Linked DNA regions of Mus musculus: region 1 is linked to region 2. The links are chromatin loops, found by intact Hi-C in ENCODE. Cell type or tissue: heart. All regions are shown on one strand. Each heading gives the region's core, and the rest is flanking DNA. Links, peaks and the distances in the headings are about the cores only.

The links. Peaks named below come from ENCODE experiments on the same cell type or tissue, not always from the same donor. Only the 100,000 strongest peaks of a DNase experiment are listed, where the experiment ranks them.
Region 1: a loop joins it to region 2, with 3.0 times the contacts of the local background. A loop is called at or near these places in 1 of 42 quality-filtered maps.

What each region holds. Positions count from the first base shown.
Region 1 is chr8:92,485,870-92,502,043 of GRCm38, forward strand. No RefSeq gene overlaps it. Among named protein-coding and RNA genes, the nearest start is that of Irx5, 140 kb to the left of the region's middle. In heart, for the core only: CTCF peaks have their summits at 5,878 (motif pointing left) and 7,675 (motif pointing right); a DNase peak (open chromatin) is centred at 7,742.
Region 2 is chr8:92,357,340-92,373,513 of GRCm38, forward strand. It overlaps Irx5 (Iroquois homeobox 5), which reads left to right and starts at 457. Exons shown (of 3, transcript NM_018826.2): 1 at 457-1,090; 2 at 2,198-2,603; 3 at 2,755-4,117. The coding sequence starts at 845. The coding sequence ends at 3,557. In heart, for the core only: CTCF peaks have their summits at 7,249 (motif pointing left) and 9,800 (motif pointing left); a DNase peak (open chromatin) is centred at 7,272; H3K4me3 peaks cover 4,675 bases; H3K27ac peaks cover 3,076 bases; H3K27me3 peaks cover 3,711 bases.

The DNA of each region.
Region 1 (16,174 bases), core at 5,357-10,356, 130 kb after region 2:
AGAGTCTATAGGTGTTTGTATCTTTCAAAGCTTTTCTCTGAGTATAAAATTGCTTCTAAATAAAAGGTTTAAAATTAAGAGGAGAATCACCAGTGTGAAGGAGCAGGTGCTACTTCAAAGCCAGCTGTACAACCTGGGCCCAGCCCCAGTCTCCAGCTGAGAGTATCATGGGCTCACGGAAAGGCTGCTCTCCTGTTGCTACCCCAGAATCTCTTGGGTTTAGAGTTCTGCAGAGATAAAGATGGATCTGGACCCTATGGGACTCACATGTTGAACAATTCAGCCACTGCAGCAGGATGTCAGACCCAGTGTCTGGTACCTGGCTGAGGCAGGAGTGCAGTCCTGACAGAGGGATGCCTGAAGGATTCATAGAAACTTCATCTGACTTGGCCAGGATAGCCTGGAATCCATCCACTCCCTTCTCTAAAGGAGGTGTTAGGCAGCCTTCCAGGACAAGGTCTCTCTCTTATAACAGGGCAATAGGAAATGAGCCTTAAGAGAGAGTGAGAGTTATTGCTGCATTTAATCACCCTGAAAAATCTCTCTGAGGTTGCCCTGGAGTTCACGCCTGATGCTAATATAAGGCTCCAGGGAGAAGCAGCTAGTTCCCCCATCTTACCTTAGAACCAACATTACAAACCGTACTGAGAGTCCTGAAAAGGGTAGGTTCATCCAGCTCTAGTGTTACAGCCATGGGGATAAATGGACCCCATAGACTCTACATCCTGAGAGCTCAGGGACACGGTCGTGGACACTCCGAAATCTACCAATGAGTTCCTTGTGTATCCAGGAGACATGTGGCAGTTGGAGCACATCAGATTCATTCTCATGAGAACCAAGGAATGGCCATCTCCAACTCATGCTAAGTGGCAAACTGACATTGCAGACTGTTTTTTCCCCTCTCCTATTCTCCCGAAGCATGATCTTAATGAACAATGGTGGACTGATCTGAAGAAGATAAGGGTGAACTTGAGACTGTCTCACTCACCAAATGGCAGGAAAAGATGTCATCTTGGTTGGCACAGAGCAGCGGCTCACTTGTCTGGCTGTGTCCCGGTGCAGGTACTGGTGTGACCAGAGTGATGAGCAGGCATTTGGGAGCCATGATGGACCATGCCTACCAACACAGCCAAGTCATCCCGAAAATGCCAATGGTGACCCATGCAGTCCGAGAGAGTAGGAGCCTGGAGACTATTCACAAGATGTTAATAGGTAGGTGGAAGACCCAGAATGCCTTGGGGATAGCAAACAAAGTCCCATGTGGGCAGAGCAGCAGAGTGGAGGACAGAAGCCTCTGTGCTTAAAGGCACTTAGTGCCAGTGGTAGTGGGCTGCACAGCAAGGCAGGGATGGTATGCAAAGAACTGGGTCCATTCGGGAAGCAATAGGATCTTGAAAGATGATATGAGGATATCTGTGTCCAACAGCTCTGAGGATGTGGACTCTACAGTGTTTACAAGAGTGACCCCTCACCCTCATTTAATGACAGCCAGTGCATGCTCAGGGCTGGGAGGTGCTGCCAAAGCCTGTTTGCAGAGTGCTAACAGGTACTTCCCTCAGGATCTGGCCCACCTCCTCTGCTGGTTGTCTTGCAGAATGGAACAGAATCATCATGGAGCCTGGCAAAAATGGGAAGCAACTAGACCATGGTCTAAAGAAAAGAGTGGAGAGGTTGAGGCTGGCGTAGAAGTGGCCATAGTTGAGGACCAGGCACCAGTAGTCTGGAGGCTTCTGGGCTCAGTAAAAAGGTTAAAGGGTGTTGAAACAGGCTCTTACTATGTAGCCCAGCCTATCCTGGAACTCACCACATAGTCACAGAACTATAACTCAAAGCAATCTTCCTGACTAAGACCCTCAAATGCTGGAATTATAGGCATGGACATCCTCTCTCATCTTTTAGGGATTCTTCCTCAAGGGTGCTAGAGCTGAGAACTAGAATGTCAAGAATCCATTTACCTGAGAGCATTCTCTGGGAAATGTGGGCATTTAAGGTGCTACAAAACACCTCATCAAAGACCCCAGGGATGGGGCAAGCTCACATCTAGGTTGGTGTTGAACATGTAGGGCAAATCAAGGCTAACTCCATTGAGTTAGTTTCTATGTTTCCTGGCAGAAGAGAGAGGGAGTTTAGAGGGGTTGGCAAACTGAAAGAAATATATAGTGGAGGCCAGAGACTTACCAGAAAGACTGAGTTCTGTAAGAATGCACAGCAAGCTCACCACCCACCAAAGCCATCAGGAATGCTCTGTTATGACTGAAGGTGCTCCATCAAGAAGCTTGCAGGAGGCTGCTCCATGCAGACCTCTAAGCTCAGAAATATTTACTGACCAAGGGGCCCTGAGATCCATGGCCACCTCCACCCTCAGACCACCTCTCCTACAGACTTCTTGCTCCCAGCCTTTAAATGAAGATGGTAGGGATACTTGGGCAGGCAAGTTCCAGGAAGAGAGATGCAAGATTCTATCAAAGGTGGCGACTTTGGCTAGACTGTTGAACTTGGGGTGAGCTGGACGCCAGGCCGAGGCCCTCTCATCATCTTCCAATGTCCTCTGTATATTTGCATCATCCTCTTTGCCTGGCTCTCTCCATTTCCAAGGTAGCATCTCATTCCTTGCACTTGCTTCTCTATTCAACACATTGAGGAAGAAGACACTGCAGAGAGGCAAGACCCAACTCCAGCTAGTTCTGGAATATAACTCTGCTGCTGTGATCAGCCACTGTCCCTCCAATGAAGTCACCACTGCACACTCGAGCCAGTCCCTCATTCGAAGTGGCTGAGTCAGCTTACCCCACCATGCTTGGTAGGGCCTCTGAGACCCACACTGTATATAATACTGAATCTCCAGTTTGGCTTTTTTTGTCTCACATCTTATGACTAATTTCCCTGAAGCATACTGAGCTAGAAATGGGTGGTCCCCCCCCCCTTGAATGACACAGAGTTTTATAGACAAAGAGTCACTCGCTAATAAACCTGTGAATCACCCAGGGTACTCAACTTTGGTGGTTATAAATGAAAATAAGCGCATTGTGGGAGCTCTCTGGAGACTCGATTCAGCAGTTGGCTGAGCAGTGGGGACACCATGCCATGCCAGGCGTGTTCCCACAGGCAAGGGTGTCGGGGGCCTGTTTGGGCAGGATCCATCCAGACCAAGGCACTGCCGGCTGCCTTGTGTGGCTCCTGCTTCCTAGTTGCTGCTGTTCTTACATTTTAATTATGAATTGCTGTTGGTTTGGTTCCCTGGTCATCAGCTCAGCTTGTGGTGGGTTGTTGGTTAACCCCACAGCATGCAGGGGTACATATTTGCACCAGCAGAGTGTGGGGCCTATCATTTTCCAATAACTACCGGGCTCTGAACTGTGGAGGTGCTGCCATTTGGCTGTGACTCATCCTCGCCCCAATTTCGACAGCAGAGCTCCACATGGAGGCACCGCAAGTGTCCTCGCGGGGCTTGTCAATGTTACCATTCTTTCTCTCTCTCTCTCTCTCTCTCTCTCTCTCTCTCTCTCTCTCTCTCTCTCTCTCTCTCTCTCTCTCTCTCTCTTTCTCTCTCTCTCTCTCTCTCTCTCTCTCTCTCTCTCTCTCTCTCTCTCTCTCTCTCTCTCTCTCTCTCTCTCTCTCTGGCAGGATGGGGCAAGACTGGTTGTTTGACGGCTTGGTTGGGGACATAGTGGGTAGCACATCAGTATATTCAAAGAATCAGGGCTAGGACTGAGGTCCTAATGGGAGAAGAGAGGAGAGGATAGGAGGGGATGGAAGGGGAGGGGAGAGGAAGGGAGGGGAGGAAAAGGGAAGGGAGAGGAGGGAGGGACCAGAGGGCAAGCAGCAAGGATCTTAACCCTTCCACTCCCATTTCCATAAGCGGCTGGCATGGGGAGATAGGGTCTTGCCATTTATGCTGGCTTTGCATGGGTCTGGCTGGGACAGGATGAGACTGTACACCAGGATTCAGCAGGTAGCAGCAAGCATGTCATCACTGGTGACTGCTGGGGAGGTGACTGACTCCTGGGTAATTACCACATTACTGCAGAGTTAGAGCTTTCTGATGGCAAGCCTCCGAAACCAAGCTGTGCTAACTCAAGTTAAAAAGTGAAGGGGTTTCACTGATCCTGGGACATTCACAGGGCAGGCAGGGCATAGGAGGCAGTGTCTGAGTATGGTGAGAGCTTGGGTGGTTGGAGCACAAGTCAGAGTTAACTCTTCTTGGACTATTACTGGCATATTACACATGACAACATGCCGTTGGCACTGATGTTCCCTGCATGGTCTGCATGTTTTTGTTTCAGCTTTTACCATGATGCAATGAGGCAGGAACTAAACTGAGGTACAGGTAAGTTAAATCACTTGCCCAAGACCATATGGCTAACTGACAGTGGAGCCAGCATGGAAACCCTTTCATGTCCTTTGGATTTGAATGTGCCATTTATCAGAATCCTCCTGGCATGTCTCAGACTCCTCAACACTGATAAGGATAGCTACTGTGCTATTGTCTATACATGTGTATGGAGTGTGTGTATCTTTGTGTCTGTGTTATGTTATGTTAGCATGTGTTGTGTATACGGGTAAATGCATACTGCATATGTATGATATACGTGTTGCATGTACATGTGGTATGTATGTGACATATGTGTGAATGCTGGCATGTGTGGCATCTGTGTGTGTAGATTTTCATGTGTAGCGAGTATAGGTGGCACGTGTACATGTTCCTGTGTATGCAGGACATATGTGAACATGTTTGTGTTTGTTTGGTATGTGTGTGTATATGTTCATGAGTGTGCACATGAGTGATCAGAGGTTGACATCAGGTGTTGTCTTAGACAGGGTTACAATTGTTGTGATGAAAAACTATGGCCAAAGCAACTTGGGGAGAAAAGGGTCTATTTGCCTTACATCTTCAAATCACAGTCTATCATTGAAGGAAGTCAGGACAGGAGCTCACAAAGGGCAGGAACTTGGAGGCAGGAGCTGATGCAGAGGCCATGGAGGGGTGCTGCTTACTAGCCTGCTCTCTGTTTTGCTCAGCCTGCTTTCTTATAGAGCTCAGGGCTACCAGCCCAGGGATGGCTCCACCCCCAATGGGTTGGGCCTTCTCCCATCAATCACTTATTAAGAAAACCCTTCAGGCTTGCCTACAGCCCATATTTTAATTGAGGCTCCCTTCTTGGATGACTTTAGCTTGAATAATGTTGACATAAAACCTACCAGAACAAGTGTCTTCTATTTACTCTTTTGAGCTAGGGTCTCATACTAAACCCAGAGTTTGATGATCTTGCTAAACTAGCTGGCCAGAAAGCCCCAAGGGTCCCCCTGTCTCTATCTCCTCAGCACCTCTATTAAAAGCACATGCAACCATGCCCAGGTTTATATGAGTGTTGGAGAGTCTAACTTAGGTTTTCTTGTTTGTGCAACAAGTACCTCACCGATCTGTCTCTCCAGTTCCTGCACTAGTCAATTAAGAGAAAATGCAGTCAATTGAACAGTTACATACCACTGATAGCAAGATCAACACCAGAGTGTAAAGGCATGCATCCTACCATCTAGGACAGAGATCCTTTCTTCTCTCTCACAGTCAAGGAGACAGCAACATCCGGAAAATAAATAACCCACCAGAGGCCACCCAGCCCATGGATGGCTGAGCAAGATTTGAGCTGCACAGTTTGGGTCTAGACACTGCACATTAATGACCTCGAGCTGCTTTTCTGGGTGTGTGGAGCAGGGCTCCAGGAAACTACTATAGGGCAAGGATTTGTGGTCTAGCCAAGGCACCCGGGCAAGGAAGGAGAGGGCAGGCCTGCCTCCAGCATGCTGAGCTGATGCACTGTCCAGGGAGGCCAGATAGATGGAGCAGAGCAGCAGGCCAGCACCCCCTGGAGGACATGCCAGGCTCTCTCCTAGACAGGGGAGGCTTAAGATAATGCCCTCCCCTCCCCAAAGAGCCCCTGCCTTCCAAGTTCATCATGTCATTGTGGACAAACATAGACCATGAGAAACCTAAATAAGCGAGCGGCTGCTCGGGGCCTCAGGCAGCTAACCATAATGGAGGTTTTGGGGTTTCTGCTTCAGACAGAACATCACATTCCTCAGCCGAAATAGCTGGGTGGAGAAGCAGGGCATCATTGCATGGGAACACCCGGCCAGGATGAGCCAAACAAGACAGAAATAAGCCCTGGTCACCACATGAAGGGAACTCGTAGGTGTGTGGCTGGCTGGACCCTGCCTTGCCCTGTCCTGCCCTGTTAGGGCTGCTGTTCCCCACAGAAGTTCTGGGTTGGCCCGAGGAAGAAGGCAGGCTGCTATTTGACTGGATATTAGCCTTTAAGCCTCCAAGACATCAGCTCTTTCTTAGACAAGGGTCCTTAGAAATTGAAGGGTGAAAAGCACCCTACTTATTCTGCCCCTTCTCAACACATACAGACAATGATGAATTACCAGACAGGGCCAGAAATAGATGTATACACATATCTGTGTAACTGAGGCAGACAGACGTGTTCTGGTAAAAACACATGCAGAGCATGGGCTAATACACACAAATCAACTTCCATGTATGAACCCTGCACTCAACACCCCTCACACAGCCCAACCAGTAGAGCACATGGTGTTTTGTGGACCAGGGAGCTGTGCACATGCACAGAACCCAGCTACCTATATTCTTCCAGAGGCTTGATGTGGGCACACAGGAGTGCACACACACACACCAGAGCAGACACATAGGAGCCTCTGTAGCATGTATTCAGGCAGGAGTACTCACGTGTACACATACACACACACACACACACACACACACACACACACACACACACACACACACACACACACAGATACACACACTTATACACGAGTTGTACTTTTGGAAACGTGGTCTCCCAGGCATTTCATGCTGACTCTGGCTTCTTAGGCTGCTTCCTACCCTGGGCATGCTCATCCTAGAGGGTCAAAGCTGGAGCAATCTTATTGAAGCATGCATCTAAGCTCATTTTGGTGAGTGTTGAGATGGGGGATGGTATCAAGAATTCCTCTCACTCTACACTTTCCCCCCTCACCTTGGGTTAGCATCTTTCTCCCTCCATGCTGATTTTTTCATGGAATAAACAGCTAAGCAGACCCAGGCTCTCCCCAGAGATTAGGCCTACATGTGTGTCTTAGCAACAAGCCTGTAAAGATGGAGGAGATCATAGCTGCTTGGTCCATTCCTTTATACCGAGGCCATTACAGTACCTGGACTCTCCATTCACATAACAAATGAGTACATAGGGAAAAAAAGGGGGCTTGGTATCTCACTTAGCAGGGATGGAAACTAAGGCCCAAGGAAGCCCAGCTTCACCAAAGCTACAGCAGTTTGCCTCCCGCCTCACACAGGGCTGCCTAGTCTGTGAATTCTTAGAATCCATTCCTCACATGGAGGGCAGGGGCAGTAAAATCTGAATTCCACAGCCAAGTGGGCAGCAAAGGATCCTGGGAACCTCTAGGCTTCCCACCTCTGTCTGCCTTGCATCTGCCCTGGGCCAGAGGGTGCAGCTTCAGCATCCAAGCCATTCGGTGGCGTCTCCCTCCCTGAAGCAGCAGATGGATGGTGCCCTCAGCACCCCACACAGCACTCCACTAGAGCCTTTAGACCTGGAGATGAGCTTCAAGTTTCTGTCCCTGAGAGCAGGCAGGAAGAAAGGAGGAGAAATGGAGACAGCAGGGGTCAGTATTTGTTCAGTGGAGGCCATGGCAGACCAGTATGGAGGACTGGCTGTCTTTAGGCACGATGCCCAGTACCTCTCAGACACATAACACCAGAGCCACAGACTGCTCTGGCCCTGGCCCCAGTAGGGGAAGGCAGCACTGAAGCCTCCCAGGAATCCACACGGCTGCTTAGGAAAGGTCCCTGCTTTGCACCACGTTGACAATTTGCCAGCTGTTGTTTTGTAGCAACAGAATCTTTCCTCTGATAATTCTCTTTGAAGTTTTAAATTAAGGTGTATACTTTTGTGTTTGGTGGAATTGTTATAAACATGGGATTGGGCAGATAGCCCCAGCAGAGTTACAGACAAGTTCCATCTTCCCCCAATCTCCACCCCAGCAACCTACCTTGTGGTTATCTCTGCCAGCAACTACCAGTCTGTTGTCTTTCCTTAGAGCTCAGCCTTTTCCAGGATGTTCTGTAAATGAAAACACGCACAATGCAGGCACTGCATTGACCACGGTGTACACGAGAGCCAACTGTGCTGTAGAGCACATTGGTAGCTTGCAGCTCCTTACATGAGCAAGCAGACATCCTTACAGAGAAGGTCCCATTGGTTCATCGGCTCCCTAGGAGGAATGAAGTGAAGTGAAGGAGAAGTGCCCACTGCTTCTACTTTAGGCCGTTATCAGTGAAGTTGCTGTGAGCACTCTTACACAAGTTGTGCATGTGTTTGTCCTTTTTGGTAAGTAGGATTGGCCTCAGCTTCTTCAGAAACTGTCCAAGTGCGACTTTGCAGGGTCCTATCTTAGATTCCCACAGTGGTGAATGAGAGCATCAGCATCATTAGCATCAGCATCAGCATCATTAGCATGAGCATCAGCATCATTACCATCAGCATCAGCATCAGCAGCATCACTAGGAGCAGCAGCAGTTCAGCTATGGCTACCCCTGCTCTCTGTCACTAGCCTAGTAATTATACATCAAGCGATATTCCACCAGAAGTTCTAGACTATGGAACAGGTAAATAGAATTGTCTGCGACAAAACTAGAGCTCTGACCCCCAACTTTTCCTGGCAGCAGCAGGGTTCCCGCATACCTTTTGCAGGGCAATGCCAAAAGATTAGGGGATCATCACCCTAGGCCACATAGCTCATAAAGAGGGGACTTTGGGCAAGGACTGGCCTCTGATCAGTGTTCCGTCGGAACTATAAACAGGGAATTGAGGCCCTCAAGCCATTTTCCAGGGACCTATGTGAGGCTAGGTTGAGGCCTGTGTTTGGGTGTAGTTTGGGGCTATTACCATGTTGGGATTTTTAGGTGAGATAGTATGCCAAGGTCTTTAGGATCACAGAGATACTTAGCACTATCACCACCTCCACCACCACCACCACCACTACCACCACCACCACCACCACCGCCACCACCACCACTACCACCACCACCACCACTACCACCTCCACCACTACCACCACCACCACCACCACCGCCACCACCACCACTACCACCACCACCACCACCACCGCCACCACCACCACTACCACCACCACCACTACCACCACCGCCACCACCACTACCACCACCACCACCACCACCACCACCACCAACAACAACAACAAGAACAACAACAACAACAAAAACTGGTATATTAGTAACATTTTTCTGTTGTGATAAAATAACCAAAGCAATGTAAAGAAGAGCCAGGCAGTGGTGGCGCATGCCTTTAATCCCAGCACTTGGGAGGTAGAGGCAGGTGGATTTCTGAGTTCGAGGCCAGCTCACAGTTTGAGTGTAACATCTATCAGGTGGCAAAGTTCAGTGGCAGGAGCTTCAGGCATCTGGTCACAGTGCACCACAGCCCGGAAGCAGAGCTATGGATGCTCTCGTGCTTTGTGTTTTCTCCTCTGGAAGCCTAGAGCATAAGCCTAGGGAACGGTGATGCCCGCTTTTTAAGGTGGATCTCACCTCAGCCAACCTAATTAAGATAATCCCTTACAGGCACACCTAGAGGTTTGTCTACTAGGCTATTCTAGATCTTGTCAGGTTGGCAATTAACACTGACCACCACGTTTGAACAAATCACTTTCCCCCTCTGACCCTCAGTTTCAGCACTAGTAAAACAGATGCACATCTTACAATTCCATTGGGCTATCAAGTCGTTCCAGCTCAGGACCCAATTCTTTGTTGGATATATTTATTTGGTAACATCGCCTGGGGCAAACAACGCGACATGCCAGTACAAATGTGGTAAATCAGACAGGATGGATCCAGAGGTCAGAGGGGAACAGATCAGATCTGAGAAGGGACAGTGGTCAAATGAGCAATATTGCAGGTGCTGTGGAGAAAAATAAAGGATCAAGTCCAATATGGATCATGCAGAGAAAGGGGATGCCACTGGAGACAGGGTGGTCAGGGAAAGAGCCTTTGGGAGGTGACACCTGAGCAGAGACTTGAAGAAAGTAGGAGTTTCAGCCATGCATAGTGTTTATTAGCTGTGCATCCTTAACCTTGCCATACCTCCTTCCCTTGATGTTAACATAAACTCAATCAACATCCTTCATAATGAGCTGTTGCAAGGTTGAGGGGCTGCTCACCCAGCTCCTCTTTGCTCTGTATGGAGCCCCAGTCAGGTTGGGGGTGAATACAAAGATGACATGATTTGCAAGGTGTGAGATATGAATTAATCCTCCAACAGCTCACGAATCCTGAGCTACACCTTCCCCATGGTGGCACGTCTAACTGCCTTCCTTATGTTGAGGTAGATGGAGGTAGTGGTCCCTCCCATATACACAGGCCTATTTTGTGAGGAAGGGATTTGGCTACTCTTCCCACCAGGATGCTACGCACTTCCTTGTTTGACCTTGAACTCAGCTATGTGATGAACTTTAGCTAACGTGTGTGGGCTGTTCGTACAGGTGACAAGGACCTCTTGTGTTTCTGCCATCACTAGAACAAAGCAACTTGAAGCAGCTTGATGGATCTAGTAGGGCAGAGGCAATCGGCAGAGTCCCATGAACTACAGTGTGGAGCTGGGTTCATCAGAACTCCGATAAGACCAGCAGCTTCCAGCCAATCTCCAGATAAGCCAACAGAAAGAGTACTGTTATCTAAGCCACTGCTTCTGGGTGGTTTGTTACACAGCACGATGGTGGTAACTTATGACTGATACGTGTGTGTGTGTGTGTGTGTGTGTGTGTGTAACTTAATAATTTAATAAAATTATGTATATATTTATCATATGTTTAGCCCTTGCAGAATCCTTAAGTAGTTTTATGAGTGAGCTGGGGAAGGTTAAGTTACACACAAATTTGTAAAGGAAGGGTTATGAATGCACGCCATCTGATTTTAGGTCCTCTTCCATTAATCTTCACGTGAAAGGGGAGGGAAAGCATGTGGAGGGGACACACATTTGACATAGCTGCATCTAACGGCTTTGTGTGGGATGTGAGGAATCTGACCTGAGAAAAGGTTGTGTATAGAGGAGAGCACAATGCTGCTGGGGGGATGCTAAGCAGATGTTGAGAGAATGGAAATGTAGACAGAGGAAGTTCATACAGGGATCCTCACAATGATGCCTTGCCCTTAAAGCCCTCTTCCCCTGTCTTGTCTGTTCCTGCTCACCCCAGCTCTGAGCAACGGGGACTTGACTTGAGATGGTGTGCATTTTGGCTGAGATGGCTGTACCCCCAGATCTTCAGGGTCTGCTTGCCTATCACACTTTACATGGCTTTGGCGGCACTTGTGCTGTGCTCTGTGGAGCAACATCCACCTTTGGCACATGCTCAGTGTGTAGCCACACAATGGGATCGGTGGATTTAACATGTGTGTCAGCAGGTGAGATAGTCCTAAGTGTGAGCTCTTTCTTGCCATTTTGCACATCAGAAACATGTATCAGATTAGTAGGTGGCTATGATCAAGTCTTGTGACACCATGGACATTTTTTGCACTATTGCATGATACAGGGCTGGAGCATCCTCTCTGATACAGCTCCCTGGGCTGACCAGAGCAAGCATCGGAGTGCTGAAGTCCTAGGCTCAGTAGAACAGGGAAGTGGGATGATCTGAACTCCTTGGAACAGCATACCCAGAGCAGAGTACATGGAGAGGATCATGGGAACAAGGGGAGCCAGGCTTGGTGAATGAATGGATGGATGGATATGTAGGTGCTTGTAGCAGTGCTTACCATGTGCCAGGCTCCACGTAGGGGATCTATAAACACTGGTTCTTTGATTCTCAGAGTATTACTGGCACTGGATGGCACTATGGCCCCTACAAAGCTATGGCCAAGTCCTACGCCTGAGCTCTGTGGATGTGACCCTGCTTGGAGAAGGGACTTGACAAGTATTATTTAATTCAGAGCCAACACACAATGTTTCATGTTGCCCAAGCATGCTCCATGTCCAGTGTCAAGTGTTCCTCATGGAGCAAAGGTAGAGGTTGGCAATGTATAGACTCTGGCAGGACACTCTAGGGCCAGAGAGTATTAGGAAGATCCTTCACTAGAGTGGGGCCTGGATTTCTTGGTGACTGTGACCATCTTGTCTTGGGAACAGTATACCCAAGCCACTTTGTCACTCGGTTTGTGGTAGCTTGCTATTCCAGGCCTTGGGAATCAACAGTGACCTATGAGGGATTAGTATCAACACAGAGAATTTTGCAGATGAGGAAATGGAAGCGTAAACAGAGAGAAGCAACTTGGCCCCCATTAATTAGCAGGTCAAGTACAGAACCAGCTTCAAGCCCAAGATGGATGCCCTTAACCACAAACTCTACAGATGGAGGCTACAGGCCTCGGCTGTTGCCCACAGCCAGTGAGTGTCAGAGGCAGGATTTGAGCCTCGAACTCTGTCCATAAAGAACTGCAGGCTGCATTGGCTGAGAGACACATTTACCCCTCCACTACCTCCCAGCAGAATCTGTCTCCCACACTGCCTCCTTGATGAAGTGGTAGTTAGGTCCCGGGCCTCCCTCAACATCATTTGGGTGCCATCACAGAGCGTGTGATTTATACAGTGCAGGGTGACACTTGTGTGTGTCAACAGCCCACATTAAAAAGACTCGAGGGTGACAAGTGGTCCCACACCAATGGCCTTGCTACTCTCAGGGACCCTGCTCTCACCTGCAGTCATTCCTGAAAGCCAGACCCCGGAGAGCTGATAAATGGAGTCAACGTGGGAGCCCATTATTCTGCTCACAGAACGGAAACTCCCTAGAGGTTTCTAACTTCCTATTTCACCTGAGCAACTGGTGATGCTGGGCTTTGTACCTCCGCCCTTAGGAAAAGCCTAGCTTCATCTGTCACCACAGCCCACCACGACTAAGAGGATTGCCTATGCTCATCCTCTATAGGGCTCTACAGCAGCCATGTATGAAGGCTCATGGTCCGGACAGGAGTGGAAGCCTGAGTAGGTCCAACTCATCCACCCTCTCCTAACGTTCCCAAAGTGCCCCCAAAGCCCACCTCCTGGCTTTTCCTGCCTCTGGCGGTATAGTTGAACATGGCCAAGCAAGGATGTCTCCAGGCCTAACTCTTATTGAATAGTGTCTTAGTTATGGTTTCCATTGCTGTGAAGAGACACCATGACCAAGGCAATTCTTATAAAGGACAACATTTAATTGGGGCTGGCTTACAGTTTTAGAGGTCTATCCCTTTATCATCAAGGTGGGAGCATGGCAGTATCCAGGCAAGGCATGGTAATGGAGGAGCTGGTTCTACATGTTCATCTAAAGAAAGCCAAGAGCAGACTGTTTTCAGGCAGCTAAGAAGAGAGTCTGAAAGCCCACCCCCCACAGTGACACACTTCCTCCAACAAGGCCACACCTCCCAATTGTGCCACTCCCTGGGCCAAGCATATTCAAACCACCAGAAATAGTCATCCAGGTTCATGGTCGAATGTGAGTTCTGTCACTTGGATTGTGAGATAGACAGATTAGTGATGGGGCCCGAATATGTGTGCCCTAATGAGCCTCCCAGATGGTTGCAATCCACACTAAAGTTTTAAAACCAATGTCTTAAACAAAAACAGCAGTTACGTCTCTTTCCTTCTATTAAGAGAAATTCGGAAAGCAATCCAGGAACAATGTGATATCTCCAGTGTTTGGTCCCACTGTCTGCTGTGCTGGGTCCATTCTTAAAAGCTGGAGTTACAACAACTCTTACTTAAGAGTTATAACACTCACGTTGTAAAAAAGCCTTTGAAGCTCCAGCTATTGTGTATGTATTCCAGGCATGAAGGAGGAGAGAGTAGTCAGGGAAAGACGTGTCTCTAAGTTGAAAGGCCCTCAACATTGCTCTAGGGATCCCCACCAACACCAGCCAACTTTCTCTTCACTCATGGGGCATTGCTGAGGCAGAGATCAGAAATACCTTCTTTTATGTGGGCATCTTATCGAGTGTTTAAATAAAAGGGCAGGGCAAGATGGACAGTGGGTTGGCCTCTGGCCTCTCCCTCATAAACACTTCTCAGTCCACCTCCAATCCTCATAGCCAATGTGTTTATCTGCCCCACTTTACAGATGAACGGAATAACCTTCGAAGAGATCTAGGTCACTCAGCCAAAGTTGCTAATTAGCCTTTCAATCCCACCCTTGCTCCACCTTGCTCCACCTGTAGTCTGGGGGTGGCCATGGCCATTTATAAGGTCTCTTCTCCAGACCCAAAGGTTCCAAGCAGCTAGAAGTCTCCAGGCCTGACGATGGGCAGACAAGAAAGAGAATGGGGGGAGGGGGCTTCAGGCCCTCTGCAGAGCCCAGGAAACCCTGTGCTTTTCCAGAGGTAAATAGTGAAACTTAATTAGCTACTCACACATGCCAAGTGACTAATCCTTAGGCTTTGCAAGGCATCTGCTCTGTGAGCGCCTGGGGAACCTCACCAGCTTCCCTCCACCTGGGCACTAAGGTTAAGGCCGCCTGGTCTCTGGTGGAGGGCCTTTGGTGCAGGCGGGCTGAGAGTATGGGCTGTCTTCTCCAGGCACTGCCCATGAAGGGCCTGTCAAGGAATCCTCCTGACTTCACCCTTCGTGTGTGTGTGTGTGTGTGTGTGTGTGTGTGTGTGTGTGTGTGTGTGTGTGTGTGTGTGTTTGGCGAGGGAGGGGGGTGCTCCAAGGCTGACAGCACACGATGTAGCAATTTAGCACTGACAACCATAGGTTTCTCTCCTCATCTTAAAGGAAGGCCTCCACTAAATTATATCTAGACATTCCATAACCAAGAGGTGGGAAGAGACAGTAGGTTCCAGAAACAGAACCAATGCAACAATGGCTCTGTTGGTTGGGGGATGAGGTAGGGGACTCCCACAAAGATATGCCTGAATTAGGGAGCACCCAGGGAGGTCCCCCTCATCGTGCCACTGGAAGCTCCTTGTTTCTCCCTTCATTTGGGATTTACCAGCTAGACACATGAGTGGACAGAAACAAGGCCCCAGTTTAAGGTAACTCCATTTCTTACCAGCTCTGAGCCTGTACCAAACTCACTATGCTCCAGGCCTTACTTTCCACCTTTGTAAAAAAAAAATTGTTTTTTCTCTCACTCATGTGTTTTGATTCTCCCAAGCTGTGGTCATGTGCTGCCTGAGAGGGTCCTCCAGCTTGGACAAAAGGGGTCCAGAATTAAAGTGACTTATCAAGCCCGAGCTTGAGTGATGGTTTTCCTGGCTTTGTACATAGGTTTAGTGTTAGAATGCTCAACAGAGACCATGGGTTGTGGGGCTGTAGCATGAGTGAGTACCAGGCTGTTCCCTTCAGGTTGACTTATATCTTCCCTCCCACACGGAACTCAGATATCTGGAGGAAGAACCCAGTCTTCAACAGCCAGTCAGATTCTTGCCCGTCCCAACTTCACCAGACTCAGAAGCCAAGTGGAAGCTCGCCAAGTTGCACAGCCTCTGACGGACAGAGGTCCTTTGGTATAATATGCCTTATGACAGACCCCACTCCCTGAGGCTTATCAGGCAAGGCTTAGAGCAAAGGTCAGGCTGCAGCAGCATGCAGTGCCACCTTGGCCTGTGTCTACCTCCTCTCTCTTCCAATACTCAGCACCTGCCCCAGAAGCTGTCTGGAACCCTTGTTTCCTGAAGAAGGCAGAACTCCAAGCTGGACCGCTATACCCCAGAGAAACACACTACTTATTATTCAGTCAAGAATGGTTGGAGCGTAGCTGTGAAGAGACTGTACGAAGCTCAGTATTAATGGCTTTCATTTACAGAGACGATCTACTCCTCTAATTTACTTGCAGGGCTTTTGGAAGAAGAGTGCCTTTTCCTCAGTGTGGAAAGAGGAGTCAGAAGGACTCACTGGTGTGGAGCAAGTAAGTGCCCATGACATGGCCGAGGCAGGCAACAGCTTCAGTCCCAAGGCAGACCTCAGTGGACAGCCAATTTAATCCTAATAAATTGATGTAATAACCACAGAGGTTGGAAGAGGACCTTGAACCCCAGGTAAGAAGTGCTGCTCTCCGGGCAGCATCTCAGATTTAACCAGTGAGAACCTGAGACCGGAGGGCAGGCCCAGACCTA
Region 2 (16,174 bases), core at 5,117-10,116:
AGCCCAGCTCTCGGGAGAACAAGACGTCCGCCAACTTCGCTATTCGCACTGGCGAGGAGGGCGCAGAGCGTTCTCCCGAGCGCAGCCCGCTGCATCTTTCCCTTTGTGTTCCCGAACGGCCCGAGCCAAGACTAAGGCCAGTTGTACGTCGAGATTGCCGCTCCGCCCAGAGTTAGCAAAAGGAGAGCAAAGTTGGAAGCGATCGGCGCGCTTGGGATGTGATTGTCATCCTGGGGCCGGCGCTCGAGAGTCTGAGAAAGAGAGAAGGAGAGGAAGAGTCGGGAGGGAGGAGGGGGAGGCCGGGCAGAGGAGGAGAGGGGGGTGGCGGAGGAGAGGCGGGCGCTAGGGAGGGGCGAGGGGAGCGCCAGTGAGCGGGAGAGGAGCCGGGGAGGAACAGGGAGAGGGCGAGACGCGCCTGGCGGCCGGGTTGGCTGCCGCCGGCCAGAGGCTCCTGCCAGTCCCCCCACCGACTACACCCCGGGAAGGAGGAGCTTCGCGCGCACACAAGGCGTCAGAATCCTCAATTTCCAACTTAGCATCTTGGCAGGACCTTTGCAAAGCCAAAAGCAGAGCCCCCCGGTGCAAAGAGCGAGGGAGGGGGGTGGGGGGAGAGAAAGCCTAGCCCGGGCAAGCGGGGCGCGCAGAGGAGCGGGCGCGGCGGTCGCAGCCAGAGGCGCGCGGGAAGCCAACCAGGAGGCGCCGCGGGCCGGAGCCCGGGAGCCGGGGCTCGAAGAGCTGCGGCCCGGGGCAGCCAGAAGCCAGGTGCCCTCTCGCTCGCCCTCGCAGGGCGCCGCCCGGCTCGTTGGCCGCCGCGGCGCGGCGCGCCCCATGCCCGTGTGTGGCCATGTCCTACCCGCAGGGCTACTTGTACCAGCCGTCCGCCTCGCTGGCGCTCTACTCGTGCCCCGCATACAGCACCAGCGTCATTTCGGGGCCCCGCACGGATGAGCTCGGCCGCTCTTCTTCGGGCTCCGCGTTCTCGCCCTACGCTGGCTCCACTGCCTTCACGGCTCCCTCGCCCGGCTACAACTCGCACCTCCAGTACGGCGCCGACCCCGCGGCTGCGGCCGCCGCTGCCTTCTCTTACGTGGTGAGTGTGAGCTGGGTCCGAGGCGGGCGGGCGGGCGGGCGAGCGAGCGGGCAGCCGGGGCCAGGCCTGCAGAGCCCGGTTGCGGTGGACACGGGCCTAGGCGCCACCTCACCCGCCAAGCTTCGCGGCCCTTGCAAACTTGAGCAATTGTCTAATTCAGCTTCACTCGAGCCGCGGGCTCCGGAGTGGCTCTGGCGAAAGCCGCGTCTTGCTGGGATCGCCGAGCTGAAGGGAAGGCTTTGGGGCGCGGGGAGGGGGGGGGATTGATTGGTCTTTACTATAAAGAACGGCATTTGGCTCAAAGCTCTGGGACAACCCGCAAATTTCTTCTTCTTCTTCCTCCTCTTTCTTTTGGTTTTGCCATGTTGGAAAAAGTAGTTCAAAAGAAGCCGACCGGAATTCCAAACAGTAGTAGTGTGCTAAATCTATGTAAATGTGTTTGGCCTCGCCTTTAATTAATCCCCAAAATGTTGCAAATCCGTAATCCTATCTTCGCAATCCGATTTGGAAGTATTAAATTTCTGAAACGGCCAGCGAGATGCGGTGTATCCGGGTTTTTACGGCGGGGTGTGATTTCTGGAAAAGCGCAACGGCTTCGGTTAGGGATAGCATTTTTAGACCGTCGGTGTGCAAGCTAAGGCTCAGCTTGTCTATCGCATTTCTTTGAAGATTAAAGAAAGAGCCTTTCCTTCCCTTGTTGTACCCCTTGCGCCCAACATGCGGCCGCTCTGGAGCAGAGCTCTGAGTTGTTGCTGAGGCTGCTCAGGCCTCTAAGAGAACCGTGGGCCCTTCCGCAGAGGCCAGATCTGAGACCTGGGCACCGAGGTCCCCCAGCAGATGGTGGCCTCCAAGGTGGTGTGCTAAACCCTGAACAGCCTCAGGGGTCCCGAAGGGCCAGAATCAGAATTGGGGGGCCCTGCTGCCTTCTGAGGAGGGGGAAGGTGGTCACTCTTGCGTTTAAACCAGCCAGCTCTGCCTCAGGGGAAGCTGGAGTGCGGGCCCGCGCTGGCACTCAAAACCAAGGACAGAGGGAAAGTGGGTTTCAGTCTTTTGGGTGGCTATGTAGCCCACACCCTCACTCACTTAACCTCTGCCTGTCCCTCACAGGGCTCTCCCTACGACCACACTCCCGGTATGGCAGGTTCCTTGGGATATCACCCTTATGCAGCACCTCTGGGCTCCTATCCTTATGGGGACCCCGCGTACCGGAAGAATGCCACTCGGGACGCTACAGCCACTCTCAAGGCCTGGCTCAACGAGCACCGCAAGAACCCGTACCCCACCAAGGGAGAGAAGATCATGCTGGCCATTATCACCAAGATGACCCTCACCCAGGTGTCCACCTGGTTTGCCAACGCGCGCCGGCGCCTCAAGAAAGAGAACAAGATGACGTGGACGCCACGGAACCGCAGCGAGGACGAGGAGGAGGAGGAGAACATCGATCTGGAGAAGAACGACGAGGACGAGCCACAGAAGCCCGAGGACAAGGGCGACCTCGAGGGCCCCGAATCAGGTTGGTGGATGCGGGAAAGGGTATGTTGAGCGGGACTCGAAAGGCAAAGGGGGCCTGGAGGGGGCGCGCACGGGTCCCTGCCTCTGCTGGCAGGAACCCGGGCCTGGCCGCGTGGCCTCCACGCCTCTGACAGCCTGGGTTTCGCCCACAGGAGGAGCAGAGCAGAAGGCGACTGCGGGCTGCGAACGGCTGCAGGGGCCGCTCAGCCCCGCCGGCAAGGAGACCGAAGGCAGCCTCAGCGACTCGGATTTTAAGGAGTCGTCCTCCGAAGGCCGCCACGATGAGCTGCCCAGGCCCCCGCGCGCGGGCGAGTCCTCCCCGGCTGGGCCCGCAACCGCTCGTCTGGCGGAAGACGCGGGTCCTCACTACCCCGCGAGTGTGCCGGCTCCCGGCCCGCACCCATCAGCCGGAGAGCTGCCCCCCGGCTCGGGCGGATCCTCGGTCATCCACTCGCCACCGCCACCTCCGCCACCGCCTCCGGCCGTGCTAGCCAAGCCCAAACTGTGGTCTCTGGCCGAGATCGCCACATCCTCGGACAAGGTCAAGGACGGGGGCGGAGGGAGCGAGGGCTCTCCATGCCCACCGTGCCCAGGGCCCATGGGCGGGCAAACGCTTGGAGGCAGCCGCGCGTCTCCTGCCCCAGCGCCCGCACGCTCACCCTCCGCGCAGTGTCCCTTTCCGGGCGGGACGGTGCTGTCCCGGCCTCTTTATTACACGGCGCCCTTCTATCCGGGCTACACGAACTATGGCTCCTTCGGACATCTTCACGGCCACCCAGGGCCAGGGCCAAGCCCTACAGCGGGTCCTGGCTCTCATTTCAATGGATTAAACCAGACGGTGTTGAATCGTGCGGACGTTTTGGCTAAAGACCCGAAAATGTTGCGGAGCCAGTCTCAGCTAGACCTGTGCAAAGACTCCCCCTATGAGTTGAAGAAAGGTATGTCCGACATTTAACTCTGGTGCGGTATCCCCGGACTTTCCTAATTTATTAAAACCATGGCCTTGGCAGTTATTTTTCCATCACCAAGAGAGAGAAAGAAAAAAGAAATAAACTACCCCTCTTATTCAGAAGTTTATAGTTTATGGAGATGGATGGCATAAAAATGTATACATCTCCACACTCGAAAAAATTGTTTTAGCCAACTGAAAAGAAAAAAAAACTTAAAAGGATTTGTATTAAATCTTATTCTGTATATTTAATGTAGCATTTTTGTATTTAAATTGATAATTCAGTATCTTTGAAGTAAATTATGAAATCAAGACACCTGTACAGGCATTTAATGTTTTTGTAATATAAATATATACATTTGTGTTCCCCCAAAACTGTTTCATAGTTTAAAAATACAAGTTTAATTTAATTTTTTACACCTATTGATTTTTTTCCTGGGTATGAGCTAAAATATTATTACAGAAAGGAAGCAGGTTATACGCTTAGATTTAAAAAAAAAAGTAAGAGAAACTGCAGTGGTCTTTGTAAAATGCAAAATATTTAATTAAAGGAGATTTTAACATAACTAGAGCCACTCATTACTTCTCAGAAGCCTCAATAAATTGTCAATTGCCTTGGTCAAAAGGTGCAACTGTAACTTTTTTCAAAGTGGAGTGAAAGATGCAGCCACAGACAGTTTGTGGGGCGGGGAAGGGGGACGGTAATTAAGCCACAAACCCTGGGGGAGCAAACGGCCCAGTCTGGGACTCAGGATTTGGATCATCCTTGTCCTGTGCTAGAGGGGGAGATTGGACCCTGGAGGAGGGAGAAGAGACCCAAGTGTGTTCCAGAAGGGAGAAAAAGATGACAAACCAAGGCAGAGTCGCGCACCACCCGAGAGCCATCGCTTAACCTAATTACTTCCAATCAGTGTCGTGTTTTATGCAAAGCAATCAGCTGGTGAACTTTGCTAATGAGTTCGATTTTATGCCGGATTTAGCCCTTATTACTATTTCAAAGGTGCTGTTAGCTAATGCGGGCAAGGAGCGTTAGGGGATGCCAAGTGGGAAGGCTTCCCCAAGTCAGCATCTCCTCTACCCCTTCAAAATTGGGCATTTATCTCTTCTTTGGATTTGATTAAATCAGTGACTGTGCCATCCGCGACCGTGAGGGTGGCCTGCGGCCTTGTGGATGGAGGCTGGCCTCCCAGCAGGGACCGCAAACCCGCAACGCGACGGTTCCCCCCTTTCACAGGTAGGTGTCACACTTGTCCTGAATTTCCAGCCTGTATTTTTCAGAGTCGGAGATCTGAGAGTGGGCAGAAGGGGGGTGGGAGGTGGAGGGAGCATCATAGTCACTAGGGGCAGTGAATGGAGTCCCCAAAGGGAGTCGGAGGCCCCTCCCCCATAGGCCCCGTTTTGGATAAGTGGCTTCAAAAGCTCCAGGCCATTTGCGTAGATAAAGAGGCCATTGTGGACTTGATGAGGCTTGTCGTCGCTTTAGCACTTTTCCCAGCTCCGATTGCTACAAAAGTGTTTTTGAGGGTTTATTCTTTTTCTTCTTCTTCTTCTTTTTTTCTTTCTCGTTTTAGTCCGCTTTATTTCAGCTTGGTGCAAACGTAGATTCATCTCGGTTCTAAATGACCAAGGGACAGTCAGTACCCATTGCCTCCACCCACCAACCCCTGAGTTCAGGCTTAGTTACCCTGCTTGCGGCTCCATTTTGCACCTGAGATATGAAGTCGCCAACCCTTTTACTTCATGGGAATTTTTTTGTGTGTGTGGTAATGGGGGGAGGTGCGATACAGGAAAAAAAAATACCCCAGCGAGAGGAATTAATTTGACTGACTGTAGGGACAGAACTGTTTGCACACAACGGCAGCATAATTAGGCTAAAGCATATTGTACATATTTGCATTTCTCTTCCTTACTTTTGCCCTACTCGGGTTTTAAAGCACACCCCAAACTTACACCGCTCTTGTTGCTGCTTTTCTTAGCTTTTTTTTTTTAAACCTGCAACAGGATTCATTTTGTTTATTCGAATTGAGACAAGTTTGAAAGCTGTGTTAACCAGATGCTTTAAGGAGCTGTTTTTGTTTGTTTGTTTGTTTTTTAAATCTGAGTCTAACTTAGAAAATTCTCATAGGGAAATGATTCTAAAGCTGGTAGTGTGAGCGATTAAACATACATGAAACGATCGTATTTTATTTTGTCCCTTTAATTATAAATGATTTTTTTAAAACAATTGCATTCCAGAGATGACTTGCCCTGCCCCCTTCCCCTTCACGCCCCTTCTCCCAGCCTAGTTCACAATCGGCTCCCCCTACCCCCGTGTCTATGCAGCCCCAGGAGTCATCTTCTTTTCTGAGAAGTCTGAAGAATAGGCAGACCGTTTTTTTCTTAAGGGAAAGTTTAGAGACCACATCAACGCGGCGGGGTTTTTTGGAAGCACTGGTCCTAAACTCTGCCCAACGATTTTTAAAAAGAAAATTACAGGCCTCCTTGTGTTCCTGGGAATATGCAAATGACGTGGCGGGGCATCCCGGGTCCGCGGACAAGGGCTGGGGCTACAGCCGCATGCCCGCCGGGCTGCCTGGGAACGGGCGCCGCGCCCGCCGCAGAGCGCGCGCCCTTTCTCCGCATCCAAGGGCTGCAGGCTCGGGGCTAGGCAACGCAAGCACAGGCCCTGGGCAGCTGTTGCCCTAAGTCTCTGTCCCCTGCGTGCATCTCTCCTGAGCTTGGCGTCTGCGGTTTTCTTTGCGTACTTCAACTACTGCGCACACTCCCACAGAAGTCCGAGGTTTTCTTTCTTGCAGAACTAGGTTTCGGTGGTCAGTGGTTTTTCTGGTTTCTAGAGATTATCTAATTTGGAGGTAGCCTGCTGGACAGGTCCGAGCTTGGGACATATAGAAAATAACATCTACGTTTAATCCCAGAAGTAGTTGTGTCCCATGTCCCCGAACCTCCATTTTAACTCGTCGGTCCAGAAGGCGATGCATCTTGGATGCATGAATACCAAGGTGCGTCTTGTCAATGCTGGGGTCGGGGTTTGTTCAAAGGCTGGGAACGAAAGACTCGAGCCACAGAGCCTAAAATATCTCTAAACTACCTCGAAGCTGACTTGTGCTGGTGTCAACCACCTGTGCCTGGCTAGGCCAGTTTTGGGGAAAACCTCACCTTCAGGAGCCCTAGTTTGGCACTTAAGGACTAAAAGAAACCGAATCCCAGCGGGTCCTGGAACTTCTCCTTAGGGGTCTCACAGTCAGTCTCCTTAGGCTGGGTTCCATCCCTGAACCCTTTGTGCCGGTCAAATCAGTTTAAGGGATTTAGTAGTCAAAGAAGAAATAGCCCGGTGGTATCTCGAGGTAAGCCAGGGCCTTGAGAGGAGGCCAGATGTCGGTACTAGGACCTAGAAAAAGCGGTTTCCTGGCTCGGGTGAAGAGCCTCTGAGAGGACTTTTACGCTGTAAGCACCTTCGGAGCACTTCGGAGTATTGCCCCTTACTATCCAAATCTTGAGACACAAAAGATTGGGGTGGTCCTGCGTGTAGCTTGGGTCCAGACCAGGTCTCCCAGCTCACCTGTCCCCTACAAGTAGCAGGTTACCTGGAGAAAGCTAGAAGCAGGTTACTTCAAAGTACCCAAAGTGAAAGGAACAGAATTGAACTTTCAAGAGGAACCCCGGGGCCTCCAGGTTAGGAAGGGCGCCGCCTACTGGTTCCCGGAGCCACGGGGTTCGCAGGGAGAAGGAGCCGAGCCAAAGCCGGCCAGGCCTTCATCCACCACCCTGCCTTGGCTCCGCATTTCAGCTGGGTGACCCCAGGCTGTTTCCGCTAGCCAAGTTGCCTAGGCCCTGGACTTCATGACCTAGTTAGCACTGGGACAATGGGTAGCAGGCCTTGACTAAATCAGCTTTAACTCGACTCCTAGCTAGCTCACTGTTATAAAAGTCAGGCAGCAGACAGCTGAGAAGTGTGGGCACTCAAGAAGTCTTCAGGTAGGGGGTGCGTAAGTAGTCTGTAGATGGTGGGCTTCGCGCAAGCGGTCTGTTTCATTTCAGGTGTACCCCATTTCTGCTTCCTTGTGCGATAGCACGCCTGGAATCCCACAACGTCTTGTTTTATTTGTGGTTTGCCATTCGGGAGGAGTCTACCAGTCCAGGAACACCGGTTTGGCCCGTGTGTGGACATTACAAAATAAGGGAACGCGTATTTATTTCCCGTTGGCTTTCGAACTCTCTTTCAACAGTAACTTTTAATGGGATCGGAGTGGCAAACCTTGTAGAGCTCACAGCAGCTAGCGCAGTAAGGCGCAGAAGGGCCATGGGGTGAACTAGGAGGAGGAGAGCAGGGCGTGCCCTTGGACCGGCTCAGTGTCTCTTGCCTCTGAGCAATCTAAGGCACACAGTTGACCCGAAGGGGACCTTGCCGTCTGCCCTTTTCACTAGCCAAAGCTTTGGCACGGTTACTAGGCCCACCCTGAATGTCTACCTCTGTGACCAGGTTAGACCCTCTCTCCTTTTCGTTTTCGCTCTAAATACAAACCTGGGCCATTGATAGTGGGCAGACCGGGATAGTGGCCTCACAAGAGAACAACCCTGGGGGCAGGTCTACAACTCCACCCGGCCTGCCCCACAGGGCTACCCGGAGTCTTCCGCCTCTCTTGGGCTGCAGCCCCCAACTCTGGCTTCCCTAAGGCCGCTCGCCCGGCAGCGCTGCTTTCTGACGCCGGAATGAGCCCAGCGCGCCCAGACGTCACTTTCCCAGTGAAATCTGCTTTTATTTGCTCCGAGCAAACCCCAGGCTCTCAGCGCTCCCGCCTGATGGATGCAAATGTAAATGTGCACTTATTTAATTGGATCAGGCCCCAAGATAAAAGAGATAAACGGCTCCCCGTTTGCTAACTTCTTTTCTGAGGCATGCAGCGCCTCGTGGAGGGGAAGCTAATGAAGGAGCCGCGCGGCGCTCAGCCCTGCAACTCTTCGCAGCCCTGGTGTACAGAAAGGCCCGCGCCACCTCGTCGCCCTCCAAGCCTGGTGGGGTTCCCCTGGGATCCTCTGTGCGGCCTGGCCCGGAAAGATGAGAAGGCCCGGGGCTGCTGTCTCTCTTGCAAATTCGGGTCCGCATGGTTCTCCACCTAGGCTTGTTCCCCTTGGCTTGCTTTCTCACCCAACCCCCGAGCTAAGCGCATTAGGAAAAAAAAAAAAATCCCTTACCCCAGACACCTCTACCACCTCAGGTGGAGGGGTTCAGAGAGAAAGATGCTGGGCTGTGGATGTGGGTGGGTGGAAAGCAGATTGCCTCTCTGGCCTTCAGAGTCAGGAGGAACGGTCCTCAACACGGAAGAAGCCCCTTTCCTGCTCCCCACAGGGCCTTCTTTTGGAGCCCGAGGTTGCTTTCAGAATCATCTGGAATCCCTGGTTTAACTCTTCCTCTACCCACATACTGTACACACTTTACACGACAGGACACAATAATTTCTGTGTGACTCGGAGACGGGACAACTATTCGGAAGGAAAGGACTGCCTGGCACCGTTTCTCCTTGAGACAACAGTTTAGACCTTTAGAGCCAGCGGATCCTCGTGTGCCTCAAGGTTGCTTCTAAATTTGAGGTTCCGATTTCCTGGAAAAAGTTTCTCTTCTGTTCAGATATATACGGTCGTTGATGAAACAGCGTAAAGATAATGAATGTAAAGGAGAGGAGCGGGGAGCCCTTGCGTAGAGACGCTCTCCCAATAGATCCAGTTCCCTGAAACTGGGCTGGACTGGAGAGCTGGACTTCTTCGAGGGGCTGGACTGGGCAGCACCGATGTCGCTGCCACGCTGGGTCCCAATGAGCTGATGGATGGGCTTGTCATGAAAGCTGTGTGCGCGGAGCATTTACCTCGCTAAACTGAAATTACTGTCTTTTCAGGGGCTAATTTGTGTAACTCCCATGGAGGGGCCTGGAGGGGGTTTGATGAGGCATAAAATGATGATTAATGAATTTATTGGCCGCTGCTCATCAAACAAGGGCTCAGAGCTGGCGTACACACCCGGAGCCTGGCGGCGGCGCTCAACTCAGCTGGGATCCAGCCTCCCGGCTCCAGTGCCTACGTGGTTCCCCCCACCCCCGACGCGGCCAGCTTTGGATATTTTGCTTCTCTTGAACCCAGGAGGCTTCCTGTGGGCGGTCCTGGACCCCAGATTCAGAAATGGGCATGGAACCCCGGGGGTTCTGGAGGAGAAGAGCGGGTTCTAGCTGTCCGCCATTGCCCCCTGCAGGCAGTATGCTCAAGCCTGGGGCAGGGCTGGTGCTGATGCAGGAAGAAGCCCCTGGGACTCCCAGGTGACTGTGAAGCCTGCGATGGCTTTGGAGCTTTGAGCAAGAACTCTATTCCGGATATATCATAGCTACTGGGTGGGCAGAGGGTGGCATAGCGCTGTCTTCCTAGGCGCTCTTGGACAATTTCAATAACCAGTCTGAACCTGATTTCCTCATTCATAAAAAGGGACTGAAATACCTCACTCCCACCACCGGGAGGGAGGGATATGATGCATGACACATGGCAGCCTTCAGGATAGCTTTTAGGGTAGCACTCTCACTAGCTCAGGTCTGGGATGCAGGGTCCTACCAGCATGGCTGCTCCTTCTTGACAGTCCTCTCCACTTCCTCTGGTCAGTAGCACCAGCTGGAGCTTGAAGAGAAACTGTGGGAAGCCTAGAAAGGCAGTCATACCCACCAGTGTGGCTTCAGGAAATCCTTGCACCCTTGGCCAGGCAACCCTTCATCTGAAGGCACCTATCTTTTGGAATACAGTTACTAGGACCTTCAGGCTACTCCCCTTTGGTCTCAAGAATCTATAGCCTCGAAGGCTTCTAAGTTTACCTTGGATTCTTTTCTCAGAATTCAACACGTTTACTGCCTTCCTTATACCTAGTCACACTGTCTGCCCCAGACTTCCGAAGAAGCAAATCCACCCTTGCTTCCATGGCATCCGCTTGTTGGAAGAGAAGGCAGGGAAAACCTTGGCGTTGAACCCTCTAGGGTGTTCTTACAGTGGTCTTCTTGCTAGCACAGATCTACGTCAACCCTTCTGTCCTTCCTCCGTCTAGCTGAGCATCTAGCATGGGCTAATGCTGCTGCAGGAGCCAGACAAAGTCTCCTTGCACTTTCACTTCAGACAACCAGATTGCACGTTCACTTCAGACAACCAGACTCAACAAGTAGCTCAACAAGTAAGCCACGGAGACTCCACATTGTGTCTGTGTGATGAGGGTTATAAGGCAAATGGAGAGGGTAAGAAGTGGGCTCTTTTAGTCGAGGCAACCCACTGAATTCCCCTAGGATATGATCATGTGAGAGGCCTCCCTGCCCCACCTCTCCAAAAAGATGCTAGGGAGCCTGCCAAGCAGAAATTAGGAGGAAGGAAGACGTCTAAACACAAGGAATAGAAAATGTAAACTTTCTGAAGTGGGACAGATTTCAGGGAGACCTTTGGGAGACAAGGCCAGGGTTCAGGCCAAGAGCAATTTACATAGGGCCTTGTAGGTCCTGTGAGACCTTCAGTGTCCGTGATGAAAGCCAGGTGATGTGGAGGGTCTTGAGGATCTGACTCATGTTTATAAACATGCTGTGTGTGAGCTGAGCTTCTGGGGGAGGGGCGTGGTAGCACAAGCAGGAACAAGTTAGGAGACCAGTTGAGAATCCTGAGGGAGGAGTGTTCCTCAGACAAGTGTGGTAGCTGGAATCAGGGAGAAAGCTCAGTCTCTTCAGAGAGAAGAAACCCAGATATTCTTTGACATGTCACCCGAGCCAGTGGCGCTCACGGATGTGATGGGATTGGCGGATGCCAGAGTACTCAAGTGCTCAGGGTAAGATGCCATGGGTGACCCCAAAGTGGACGTTTTCTCTCCCTCAGCCACAGATGATACCATGCTGTGATCAGATCTTCCCTTTGGTTCCCCACCGGCACCCCCAGCGCCAGCCCCAGCCCCAGGAGAGAATCTGAAGTTTGGGAAAAGAGAATGACATGTCCTAGCTCCTAGAGTCATAGGCAGAGGCACAGCCCAAATGCAGGTCTCCTAACTCCTGCCTCGCCTGAGCTAAGTTCTTCAGGATATCTGTATTTTAACAGAGAACTCTCTGAAACAAAATGCCTTAACAGAGAGGAATGAATTCATAATGCCGGAATCTCAGACACTGTGACAGGCTGTCAAGGGAGATATTTTTAGGCTGGGCCTGGAAACATCTTAGCCTTCCTCAAATGCTGCTGGTATAGGGAGGGCTGCTTCCTCAACACTTCGTGTGTGAAGTACAGATGAGGGAAAGCCAGAATGCACCATCTCTCTCAGAGACTCGACAACAAGGAGGGACAGAGGCTGTTTCCCTGCCAAGTCGTTGTCTGCCCTGGGTAATTGCTATCTGACAGGATATGCTCATTTCTCCAGTCTGAAGTGACTTCTGTCTGCCTACAGTTTTCTCCCATAGCAGAAGTCAAAAATTAATATTCTTTTGTCCATTTTCTTACAGAGTGGATCCTGCCAAACAAAGGTTTGAGCTGGGGCAGGCTGTGAGTTACCAGTCTTTTGGCCATTTGTTTTAGATATCTTATGTTGACACCTCAGCTTTTTCTCATCGCTTTTCTTGACTTCTGTGAGATATATATATATATCATCAGCTTGGGGATTTGTTTTATTCTGTAAATTATCATCAGTCCTTTGTCCCCAAAGGAACCTGTAGGCCCTTAGGAACAATGTCTTAACATCTTTCAGGTGGATTCAGGCATCTCCTGGCTCTGGATTCTAAATACCTTCATGGTTCCAAAATGTTCTAAACACCTTCTCAGCTAACAGGGTTTGACATCAGACTCATTCCCTCGGCTCTTTCAAAGACTTTTGTTTTCTTTTTTTTTTTTTAAGATCCAAACCACAAGAGTTTTTGTTGTTGCTGTTTGTTTTGTTTGCCCTGTATTTGTATTGAATAAATCCAGACCCCGGTGGTGATGGGAGTCTCTTCCCAAATACTCTCGTGTGTGGCAACAGACACTGGCAGCTGAGGACCAATTTATGGATCCCACGGGTTGACTCAAGGCAGTTCAGAGAAAAGGGCTCATTTGAATAACCACCACCTCTCTGCTGTGGCAGATAATTCATAAGCTTGCTTTATTTTTGGCGGATAGAGTTACTTTTCCTATCTACACCCTTTCTCTCCTTCTGTCAAGGGATGTATTTTATTTCATGGTTTGTGGAGACTAAGTCCACCGGGGAGAGGAATGTCAGGACGGGGAGCATGCCACTGCTTCAGCACATCAGGGGAGATCAGAAAGCAGGGCAGGAAGATGCCATGCTCAGTCCACTCTCCATTCTTTCTAATCCCCTTTCGTTCAGTTTGGCAAAGGTACAGGTGGCGGGGCCATCTGAGAAAGTTCTGCAGGGTTCAAGGGTAGCCTCTGCTTGGCTCAAATCCTCTCAAAGTCAACTCCAGTTCTCCCTCCATCTTTTTAGAGCAGAGCAGCTCACTGGTGGGACTGGGGTTATATACACCGCTGCTTCACATTTTGTACCATGTACTAATTTGAGGGCACTGTTATGGCAACTGTGATAAGTGACGTGACAATGGCAGAAAGGAATGCAGATGAACTTGCTCCCTCCCTGCCAGGATCTTTCAGGGTCTCTGGAAGTTCCCATTTCTTCTGCTTTGAATGCTGTCCTTGAAGTTATATGGGTTTCTTTTTGGAAATACACTTTTGGGAATCATCTTATGAGATGTGGACCTTGTGCTATTTGATGTTGTTTGTATGTGTGAGTGTGTGTTTGTGTGTGCATCTGTGTATGTCTCTCTCTCTCTCTCTCTCTCTCTGAGTGTGTGTATGTGTTTGTGTGTGTGCCTGTGTATATGTCTGTCTGTCTTGTTGAGTGTGTGTGTGTGTGTGTGTGTGTGTGTGTTTGTATGGGTGTTTTTTTTAATGCATCTATGTGTGTATGTGTCTGAGAGTATGTTTATGTGTGCATCTATATGCGTGCATATATGTTGTGTGTATGTGTTTGTGTGTGTGCCTGTGTATATGTCTGTCTGTCTTGTTGAGTGTGTGTGTGTGTGTGTGTTTGTATGGGTGTTTTTTTAATGCATCTATGTGTGTATGTGTCTGAGAGTATGTTTATGTGTGCATCTATATGCGTGCATATATGTTGTGTGTATGTGTTTGTGTGTGTGCCTGTGTATATGTCTGTCTGTCTTGTTGAGTGTGTGTGTGTGTGTGTGTGTGTGTGTGTTTGTATGGGTGTTTTTTTAATGCATCTATGTGTGTATGTGTCTGAGAGTATGTTTATGTGTGCATCTATATGCGTGCATATATGTTGTGTGTGTGTGTGTGTGTGTGTGTGTGTGTGTGTGTGTGTGTGTGTGTGTATGCAGTGCCCAGGGCTTGTGTTTAGATTCCACGCAAGTGCCCTATCATTAAGCTTCCTTTCCCTTCTCTTCCAGCTTGAGACAAGGCTGTCTCTGTCACCAAGGCTGACCTGGAACTCCTGGGTTCAGGAGATCCTCCCACCTCAGCCACTGTAGCAGCCCACCAGGCATAGTGTCACCCATGCTTTGGGAAAGAGTGCCAGCTTCTTTGACAGATGTGGAAACTGAGGACCTGAGACATGCAGCTTCTTATTAACATCTCACAGCCAGTGGGCAGCAGAGCTAGGACAGCCGTCTGTCCTCCTGATCTACTGCCTCCATTTCTTGCCAGCTCCCTGAGAGATTTTCTCCTTCATTTTCTTTTCCTTCCTTCCTTCCTTCCTTCCTTCCTTCCTTCCTTCCTTCCTTCCTTCCCTCCCTTTCCCCCTTCCTCCCTTCCTCCCTTCCTCCCTCCCTCCCTCCCCCCTCTCTCCCTCCCTCCTGACTCTTTTGTTTACAACACTCTGTATACCACTTGCATTCTCATTGCCAATGGAGCAGAAAGGGCTTTGGATTCCCTGGAACTGGAGTTATAGTTGTGAGCCACCATGTGAGTACAGCAAATTGAACTTGGGTTCTCTGGAAGACCAGCCATTGTTCTTAGCCACTGAGCCATCTTTCCAGCCCCTGGGACTACTTTCTTAATGAGACCCTGTACTCTGAACCTACCCCAGAATAAGCTTCTGGGGACCCAGGACTAGATAGAACACTGATTGAAAATGGCCTGCGCAGGGGGAGCTTGAGTCTCTCCTATTCTTTTGGTCTGTGATGTCACTTCATTTTGCTGTCTGGAACCATCCTTTAGAGGTGAAAGGCCTTGGCTTATTTTGCTTGTTACAGCAGAGGGTGGAGGGGAGGATAGAAGCTAGATCTTTATCTCTGAGAGAAAAAAGAATGGACTGGTGGAATTGATGGTTCTAAGGACCCCAGGATGGATGCGATTGGATGTCTGCCATCTCTTTCCAAGACGGTTTGCCTGCAAGCATCCTCGTGCTCCTATATTCATCTCTCACAAGCAGGGCTTCCATGTCCTTCTCCCTGCAACCACACAGGAGTGACACAGAGACCTTGAGTAGTGTTCCTAAGAGAAGGGTATTGGGTGCCAAACTTGACATCACTTAAGTCAGTGACTTCATCATCCCTGCTCCCCTCTCTTTTTTCCTCCCTACATGGGTGACTAGGTTCTATTCCCCAGCCTGCAGGAAAGTCAGGCCTTCCAATGGTGTTACTGCCATGACTGACTAAGCAGGTAGAACCTTCTTACTCTAAGCCACACACTCAACTCCTGAGCAGCCATCTTTAGCTTACAACAACATGCAACTCCCAAGATGTTCCCAACTAAGCTATCCTTCCCAATTCCAGCTTCTTCTCCATCCTTACTCAGCCTCCAGTGCACACAGAGATATCTTTCTTTCCCCATACTGTCTTCAAATGGACTCTCAAGTCCTCTGTATCCTCTTAAGGGAACTGTGTCAATGTCCTTCCCTCTACACTCTAGTCTGAGCCTTGGTGTCTGGCAGGGACAAAACCATGCTTCTTGGTACCATCTCCTTGCCAACTGGCCCTTGCAGCACCAGGGTAGAGCTTGCCACCTGGAGCTTGCCACCCTGAGTAAGCAGCACAGATTGATGGAAATAAAGTAAGATCTGCAGATGTCAGGCCAGTGTGTTCAAAGAATGTGGTCTTGAACTCAGAATAAACTCAGGAGTCAGACTAATATGCCTTCAAGTCCTGGCAGCTGCCCTCTGTTGTTTGAAACACAATAGTGACCCAGGTAAAATGAACAGAGGTGGAGTCAGAAAAGCCCTGAACCAGGACCTGTGAGACAGGAAGAGCCACAAAGCCTTTTTGCCCACCTGGTCTTCTCCATGTTGACCACTCATTCACCAGCTGTGGGGCAAGTTACTCTGCCTGTCTGGACATCAGTCTATTCATCAGTAAGACAAGAGTTGGCTATCCAACTGGGATGGCTTCTTAGGGTGAAATAGGCTGAGACTGTCCTGGACTGTGTTGTCAATCCTCTCCTGTCATTTGCTACTTCAAGTCTTTTTCTGCTGACCTACCATGTTTAAGATGTCTTGAGTTTAAAGAAAAAAAATGAGAAATGTGTTTTAAGAAATACTCCTTACAACATTATTTCATTACCTAAACGGCCTGCTGACTCATCGGTCCCTTGGTAACCGAGTCTTTCTTTACCAATAACTTTAATTACATCAA